Linked DNA regions of Homo sapiens: region 1 is linked to region 2. A link is an interaction called in ENCODE POLR2A ChIA-PET data of the cell type or tissue named here. Cell type or tissue: IMR-90. All regions are shown on one strand. Links, peaks and the distances in the headings refer to the core of each region. The heading gives the core; the rest is flanking DNA. Region 1 overlaps LOC107984112 (a long non-coding RNA gene). Region 2 overlaps RAD18 (RAD18 E3 ubiquitin protein ligase).

Region 1 (4,399 bases), core at 221-4,220, 67 kb before region 2:
TCCTCCCACCTCAGTCACTCATGTAGCTGGGACCACAGGCGTGTGCCACCACAACCAGCATTTTTTTTTTTCCTTTGGAGAGATGGGGTCTTCCTATGTGGGTCAAGCTTGATGTTTTGATATATGTTTACATTGCAGAATGATTCCATCAAGCTAATTAACATATCCATCACCTCACATACTTAACATTTTTTGGGTTATGAAATTACTTAAAATCTACTCATTTAGCTTTTTTTTTTTTTTTTTGAGACAGTCTCACTATGTCACCCATGCTGGAGTGCAGTGGCATGATCATAGCTCACTCTAACTTCAGACTCCTGGGCTCAAGTGATCCTCTCACCTCAGCACCCTGAGTAGCTAGGACTACAGGCATGAGCCACCATACCTGGCTAACTTTTTTTTTTTTTTTTGGTAGAGCTGGGGGTCTTGCTATGTTGCCCAGGCTGGTCTCAAACTCCTGGCCTCAAGCAATCCTCCTGCCTTGGCCTTCTTGTAGCAATTTTGAAATACACAATACATTATTATTAACTATAGTCACTACTCTGTGTAATAGATCAGCAAAACTCATTTCTCTTATCTCACTGAAACTGCACACCCCTTGATCAATATCTCCCCATTCCTCAACCACCCACTCTTCCATCCTCTGGTGACCAATATTCTACTCTCTGCTTTTATGAGTTCAACTTTTCTAGGTTCCACATATAAACAGGGTCTTGCAGTATTTGTGTTTCTGTGACTGGCTTATTTCACTTAGCATAGTGTCTTCCAGGTTCATCCATGCTGTTGAAAACAACAGGATTGATTTCCTTCTCTCTTAAGCCTGAATAGTATATTCCATTGTGCATATATGCCACACTTTCCCTCCCTCCCTCCCTCCCTTCCTTCCTTCCTTTCTTCCTTCCTTCTCTTTCTTTCTTTCTCTTTCTTTCTTTTTGAGACAGAGTCTTGCTCTGTCGCCCAGGCTGGAGTGCTGTGGCCTCGGCTCACTGCAACCTCTGCCTCCTGGGTTCAAGCGATTCTCCTGCCTCAGCCTCCTGAGTATCTGATATTACAGGCACATGCCACCACACCTGGCTAATTTGTTATTTTTAGTAGAGATGGGGTTTCACCATGTGGCTCAAGCTGGTCTCAAACTCCTGACCTCGTGATCTGCCCACCTCAGCCTCCCAAAGTGCTGGGATTACAGGCATGAGCCACCACGCCCAGCCGCGCTTTTTTTTAACCATTCAAGGCAATATAGAGACAAACGCAAAAGCACAAATGTCCAGGCCTAGTTGAGAAGCAGGTTCAGAGGAGCCGGACTAAAGTTTGGTTCAAGAAGAGAGCATCTTTGTCAAAGGCAGCAGAACCAGATGCTTTAGGGATAATGTATAACCAAAACAGAAAAGAGGGAGACTTCCCTTTCCCTGGTTAGGTACTAAAGTAGCTCCAAATTGCATATTTCCAAAAAACTACCTAAATGGCTACTTATCTTGAGCTTTCCAGTTTGAAAAGAGCATGGAGTTTGAAGTCAGACAGATATGGGGTCAAATCCCAGCTCAGCCACTGATTAGCTCGTTGTGTGACCTTGTGCAGATCAAGTCCCCTCTCTGAGCTCCCGAGTCCTCATCTCTAAAATGGCAATCATGAAATTGATCTCACAGAGTTGCTATGAAGACTCAATTAAAAGAGAATGTCTACAAAGAACCAAGCATAAAATATGAGCTTCATCAAGAAGATTCACAACTCCTATTACCAGTAAAAAATGTAAAGCCCTAAGTAGTTTTCACACATAGGGCTCCTCTGCCCTGTACCAACAGCACGTATGGGGAGTGCAGGAGTCACAGAATGGCAGAGGTGGAACTGCTCTCAGGTATTAACTGAGCCCAGGGCTTCTCACCCCAGCTCAATCATCTAGGGTAGCTTCCGGATAACATCACCTCCCAGGTCCAACCATAGGCCAATTAAATCAGGATCTCTGGGGACAAAGTGCAGATGTCTGTGTTTTCCAAAATACAGGAATGAGTTCTGTTTGTTATGTAGATGGAGAGAGTATAGAAAGTTTTCATCCCCAGTGTTCCCTGGGTCCTTTCTCAGTCTCCTCTGGGTTCTGAGGTGCGGCACACTCCAAACCCTAACCTCAGGAAGCTCACAGTCTGGTTAGAAATTCCAGCACGCTCCTAAAAATAGAACCAGTAGTCCCAGGCATGATGTTCATTCAGCAAACATCTGTGGTATGAAATTCAGCCCACATGGAAGCACTGAGGCCATGCACAGCCCTAGCTCGAGGCCATGCACAGCCCTAGCTCAAGGCCAGCAGGAGAAGGGACAAAAGCAAGATACCAGAATAAGATAAGATAGGTCTTTGGAATTGAAGCGTTTCCAAATGTGAAACTGACAGACACCCTAGAGGTCCTGGGCTCCAGATCCTTCATTTAAAGGGTACAAAAATTTGATTCCTAGAGGAAGTAACTGACATGCCCCATCTGCATAGCATGTTACTAGACAAAGTAGGACCTAGGGGGTCCTGAACTCTGCTCCAGAGACCTTCACTGAAACCCACTGCCCATGAACAACAAGAGCCAGCTGCTTTCATTCAGGGGTGTTGGAGGAAAGCACCATGAAGGAGGTGGGCAAGGACTGGGCTCTGGGGGAAGGACATAAGCAAAGGCATGGGTGCAGAACTCCCTTTGCACCTGGTTATCCAAGCGCCCTAATTCCTCACACCAGCCCTGTCAATTCTTCCACCCCGCCCTCCGCCACCTTCCCTGGCACAAGGCTCCTTCTTGCTGAAGTATTCACAGCTGGAGCCCTGGATTCTGGAGGGCACCTCAGCTGGGATTTCTACATTGCATTTTCAGGACTGTCCCACTGGGCCCCTCTGGGGGAAAGAGCAGGATGAGAGAAGACAGCCTCTGCACCAGAGAGGTCACCAAGCTAATTGGGCAGGTGCCCGGTGCCTCCCTTCCTTTCTGGAGCAGCTCTTCCAGGATCCTCTACAGAGACTCTTGTGGGGGTGGCATGAACAGCTCATTTGTTAGTAGCAGCAGCAACCAAGGCTGAGGGTGACATAGCATGGGATCTGAGACAGCGGAGGGAGGCAAAACGTGCCTTCCGTCACCACAGATACCCTCTGCCTGCTTATATCTGAGCCTGCCCTCCAGCCCCCACCCTGCTCCTTGGCTCCTCCTGAAGCCCCTTACCTGTCTCCATTTGTATCTATCCTTCCACTCGCAGGGGACCATGGGTCCTGGGCGTGCCATATGCCAGGTGCTGGAGATACAGAGAAAACAACAAGGTGGGATCCTTTGCCCTCCAGTAATCATGAATAAGTCAGAGAAAGAGATTTAATGAATATATATAAAAGACAAACAGCAGGCCAGGCCCTATGCTAAGCCCTTTTGTTTTTTTTTCAACTCACAGTGCTGAGAGGTAACGGGGTTTGTGCTGGACAGAATTCTAAGGTAGCCCCAAGATTCCCAGCTCCCGATGCACATGCTCTGTAAAATCTCCTCCCATTGGGTCCTCCCCAGCGGTCAGGCCCTGGGAACATGATGGGGAGTCACTTCCCTGACTGGGTTGTGTTATGTAAGACTCTGTCCTAGCAGGCTGGAGAGAGATTCTCCTGCTGGCTTTGCAGATGTGAGTAGCCGTGCTGGAAGAGGCCCACATGGCTAGGACTTGAGCATGGCCTCTAGGGGCTGAGATCAACCTCCAGCTGAGAGCCAGCAAGAATACAGGGACTCTGCCCCATAGACAAAAGGAACTGAATTCTGCCCACATCCCGAATGAGCTCAGAGGAGGACCCTATCCTCTAGATCACCATGGGGCCCCAGCCAACGCCTTGATGTTGCTTTGTGAGACCCTGAACGGGCAATCCAGCTCTGCTGTGCCCAGACTCTGAACTATAGAAACTGCGAAATAATAAAGGATTGTGAAACCACTGTGTTTGTGGCAATTTGTTATGCAGCAACAGAAAAATAATTCGGGGTGCTATTCAAAATATCCAAGAACTGGCAAGAAATGGGAACCAACCCATCAAAGAACACACAGGCAGTAAACAACTGTGGTGTGGGCAGAACATCAGTCTTGCAGGATGGTTTTGCCATTTTATAGATGTGAAAACTGACGTTCAGTGGAAATTGACTAGCCCGAGGCTTCATAGCTAATAGGAGGCAGAGGCAGATTCATTCCCAGGCCTTCTGGAAAGCAGTTCAGTGTAGCAGCTAAGAGGATAGGCTTTGGTAAAGCTGATGGAGGGCTTTGAATGCCACCCTTAGGGATGTGGACTTGATTTTCTAGGTAATGGCAAGGCACTAATAAAAGTCAGTAACATGCCAGGGTAGAATAGAATGATAAGATTGGCAGTGTGTGGAGGAAGACAGCTACGTGTGAGTTAGGAAAGAGTTCAGTCAGAGAA
Region 2 (4,399 bases), core at 209-4,208:
GACTCAGCTAAGGAAAGAATCAGTGAACCTAAAATTGGATTGGTATTATCCAATCTGAAACACAGAGAGAGAAAAAAAGGAAAAAGAAAAAAAATTGTAACAGAACAGAGCCTCTAAGAGCTATGGGACAATATCAAGAAATATACACATAATAGAAATCACAGAAGAAGAAAAAAGGGAGGAGAAGAAATCGTTGAAGAACTGTCTAGAATTTGCCAAATATAAGAAAGACACCAAACCACAAATGCAAGAATTTCAAAGATCAAGCAACACAGATATAAAAACAAACCCAAAATGACAACAACATGCATATAGACACAAAGACAAAATCATGTGGCCATCAGAGGAAAAAGACACATTATATAAAGAAAAATCAAGAATTACATTACACTTCTCATCAGAAATTATTCAAGCCAGATAACAATAGAGTGACATCTTTAAAGCATTAGAAAAAAGCCCGCCAATCCAGAATTCTAATAAAAATATCTTTCAAAAGTGAAACACAAAAACTTTCTGAGGAAATCATAAGCTGAGAGAAAGTATTATTAGCAGCCCTCCATTACAAAAAGTATTAAAACAAGTTCTTCAATTAGAAGAACCAGAGAGAAACTTACCTAAGAAGAAATGAAAACTGGTGAAAATGGTAAACATGAAGATAAGTATAAAATATACTTTTTTCTCGTTTTTAACTACTCTAAAAGATAACTGTTTAATGGACAAACAATAGCAATGTAATGGTTTAACAGTATATGTAAAAGGAATTCATGACAATAACAATACAAAGAATTAGGAGTTGGGAGTATGCTGTTAAAAGTTTCTTACAAGTGAGGCTGTATAATTACTTGACTGTAACTAATGAAAGATGTACACTGCAAACCCTAGAGAGAACACTAAAATTTTTTGAAAAAGAGGTAAAGTAATAAGACAATAATAGAAATAAAATATAATAATAAAAATGCTCAATCCAAAAAACAGCAAAAAAAGATAACAAAAAGGAGACGGAACAAAGGAAAAAACAGCAAGATATTAAATTCAAAGCCAACTGCACCAGTATTTACATTAAAGAAAGGGTTTTAAAACACCAATTAAGAGACAGAGGATGTCAGATTGGATAAAAAAGCAAGACCAAACTATATACTATCAAAAATAACCCATTTTAAATAAAAAGATAGGTTAAAAATAAAAGTATGGAAAGAGATGTCTCATGTAAACAGTCATGAAAAGAAACCTGGAGGAGCTTTATTAATATGAGGCGCAATAGGCTCCAGAACAATGAATGTTATCAGGGATAAAGAGTGAAATTAGGGGCCGGGCGCAGTGGGTCATGCCTGTAATCCCAGCACTTTGGGAGGCCGAGGCGAGTGGATCACCTGAGGTCAGGAGTTCGAGACCAGCCTGACCAACATGGTGAAATCCCGTCCCTACTGAAAATACAAAAATTAGCACGGCATGGTGGCTCATGCCTGTAGTCCCAGCTACTTGGGAGGCTGAGGCAGGAGAATCGCTTGAATCCAGGAGGAGGAGGTTGTAGTGAGCTGAGATGGTGCCATTGCACTCCAGCCTGGGCAACTAGAGTGAAACTCCATCTCAAAAAAAAAAAAAAAAAAAAAAGGGAAATTATATCGTGATAAAAGGGTCAATTTACCAAGAAGACATAATCTTAAATGTGTTTGCCCCTAAAACAGAAATTTAAAATACATTAAAAAGTATTTCTTCTTCCAAACAAGATGGATTAGACTCATTTCTCCGCTAAGTACAACTAAAAACCCTGATATATAACAGACAACTATAAGAGAACTCTGGAAAGTAGAAAGAGGAAGATGGACTGGCTAAGATCTCAGCATGTGAGGAATGACACTGTGTGTCACCCTGGGGTGTCTTTGTATTCTGTATCTTATAGACTATGCTCTGGAGAAGTCCAGAGCCATCAAGAGAAACAGACAAAAAAGCCTCAAGAAAAATCTACTCTTTATAAGCAAAGGACTGAAAAAGAGGGTACCCAGAAACCTTGATAATACTTGACCTACCCAAGCAAAACACTGCTGATGCTCCCTGCCCTGTGCAGTATTATCAGAGAGCAAGTGGGGAGCATGGACTTCTACCCATCAACCAGAGGTGGAAGGGGTCCTAGTGCAGGATGTCCTCCCATAGCAACAATGTCAGTGGAAGCCTAGTGAGGAGCTCAGACTTCTACACCCCATCCAATGATGGCAGCTGACAACTGCACCCTCTCAACTAATAACTGAGAAGAGAATATCAAAGAGAAGGAAACTGGAGAAAAGAATTCCTTCAGCCTGTGCAGGGCATCCCCGACCAACATGTGAAATTGTTTACAATTAATATGCCAAAAGGTTTGAAAACTGAACCACAGTGTGGAATATCAGGTATTCACAACAGTCTCTAGGTAGCAATTAAATAAAGTAGACCAAAATAACATTTCAAGGGATCTGGGAACTAAATCATCATTAGAACCACAGCCTACAAAAATAGGCCAGGATCTGCATGCTAAACTTAAACAAGATGACTTCCTGCTAAATTAGAATATTTAAATAGAACCTAGAATGTCATTAGAATATAAAAAATACTCAGAATACAATTTAAAAAAAAACTTGACATATTAAGAACCAGGAAAATCACGACTCGAATGAAAAAAGACAAGATGCCAATACCTGAGACAACCCAGTTGCTGGAATTATCTGACAAGAATTTTAAAGCTACCATCATAAAAATGATCCAACAGGCAATTAATGCTCTGGAGACAAAACAAAACTGCTACAGTATGAAATACTTTTGAGAGCCTTGAAACATGTAAGTGTACATGGATTTACATGTATATATATGCATACATGCATGTGTATGTATATATGTATCCACGTGTGCGTATGTATATATATGCACATATATGCATATATTTCCCAGCTTCATCTGCTCAAATAGCCTAGAAGCAAAGACACCAAGTAGCAATGAGCATAGCTGGTAGCCATATCTTGGTTTCACCAATAAAAAGGACCAGCGCTCCTCAAAGAAATGGCTGATTTCAGGGCTGGGGCATGGAAGAGCAAGAAAAGTCTGCAATATCTTGTTATGTTAGAAATAAGAAGACGGTAATGAAAATAATGGGGGTGTATGTCATGAGGACAGGAATTAGAATGAAGACACTCCTGCTGGCCAAATGTGGAAAAATACAAACACGAAAATAATTAAGAGAAGTAATGAGTTAAAAATCTGTGAATCCATATTCATAAGAGACAAATAAGAAAATAACAAGGCAGGCCGGGCGCAGTGGCTCACGCCTGTAATCCCAGCACTTTGGGAGGCCAAGGCAGACAGATCACGAGGTCAGGAGATTGAGACCTTCCTGGCTAACACGGTGAAATGCCATCTTTACTAAAAATACAAAACATTAGCCAGGCATGGCATGCGCCTGTAGTCCCAGCTACTCGGGAGGCTGAGGCAGGAGAATGGCGTGAACCTGGGAGGCGGAGCTTGCAGTGAGCCGAGATCGTGCCACTGCACTCCAGCCTGGACGACAGAGCGAGACTCCGTCTCAAAAAAAAAAAAAAAAAAAAGAAAAAGAAAATAATAATAAGGCAGAGGGAAGGGCTCTTGTTTTCAGAATCATGCCAAGTATCAATTAGCAACTGTGAAACCAATGCTAAAGTTGAAAAATCATCATTTTGCAACTATCACAGAAAAGAATAGTTTAGAGAAAAATTACCAAAGGATGCTAAATATAGGGGTGAAATCTTAATGAGGTATAGAATAGCTACATAGTGTTGAAGTGTCTCTGCAGACTTCTTATTAGTAGCAAGGCAGCGGATGTAAAGTATAAACCAGAGAGAAACTGGCCAGGTGATCAGGCCTGATATCACAAATGAGGGGTACACAGATGTCAAATGGCTCTAGATGTAATATTCCGAAGACAAAACATCACTTATATAGTATTCTGGCCAGGAAGGCATAATCTGAATTTTCTGCCAGAATGAGAAGATTTTACTTGAAAAACACACACACACAACAAAGACTGTATTCTTTTAAAAGGCCAGTGTCATAAAAGACAAAGAAAGGCTGAGGAATTATTCTAGATTGAAAGAGATTGAAAAGATATTACCACGAAATGCAATATGTGATCCAAAACTGGATCATGTACTGCAGGAAAAAAAATCTACAAAGGTTATTATTGGGTCCACTAACAAAACTGGATAGATGAATAAAAGTATTATAACAAAGTTAAATCTACTACAAGTACTAACTACAGTGGCAATAAAAGAGAATCTTTTTTTCTTAAGAAATAATACAAGGACATATTTAGGGGTAAAGGGTAAACACTATATAACTTATTTTCAGGCAGTTAAAGAAGAAAATATGTGTGTAATTATATGGACACATACACACATTC

The links. ChIA-PET counts read pairs that join two places held together with the same protein. Peaks named below come from ENCODE experiments on the same cell type or tissue, not always from the same donor. Only the 100,000 strongest peaks of a DNase experiment are listed, where the experiment ranks them.
Region 1: POLR2A ChIA-PET joins it to region 2 with 7 read pairs; 2 of 35 experiments call an interaction of 5 or more read pairs at or near these places.

The regions. Positions count from the first base shown.
Region 1 is chr3:8,849,697-8,854,095 of GRCh38, forward strand. LOC107984112 (a long non-coding RNA gene) reads right to left here. Exons shown (of 2, transcript XR_007095814.1): 1 at 3,183-4,399. Among named protein-coding and RNA genes, the nearest start is that of OXTR, 82 kb to the left of the region's middle. In IMR-90, for the core only: no CTCF peak of the experiment used is centred there; a DNase peak (open chromatin) is centred at 2,195.
Region 2 is chr3:8,916,730-8,921,128 of GRCh38, forward strand. The region is part of intron 7 of RAD18 (RAD18 E3 ubiquitin protein ligase); the gene reads right to left. Among named protein-coding and RNA genes, the nearest start is that of RAD18, 45 kb to the right of the region's middle. In IMR-90, for the core only: no CTCF peak of the experiment used is centred there; no DNase peak of the experiment used is centred there.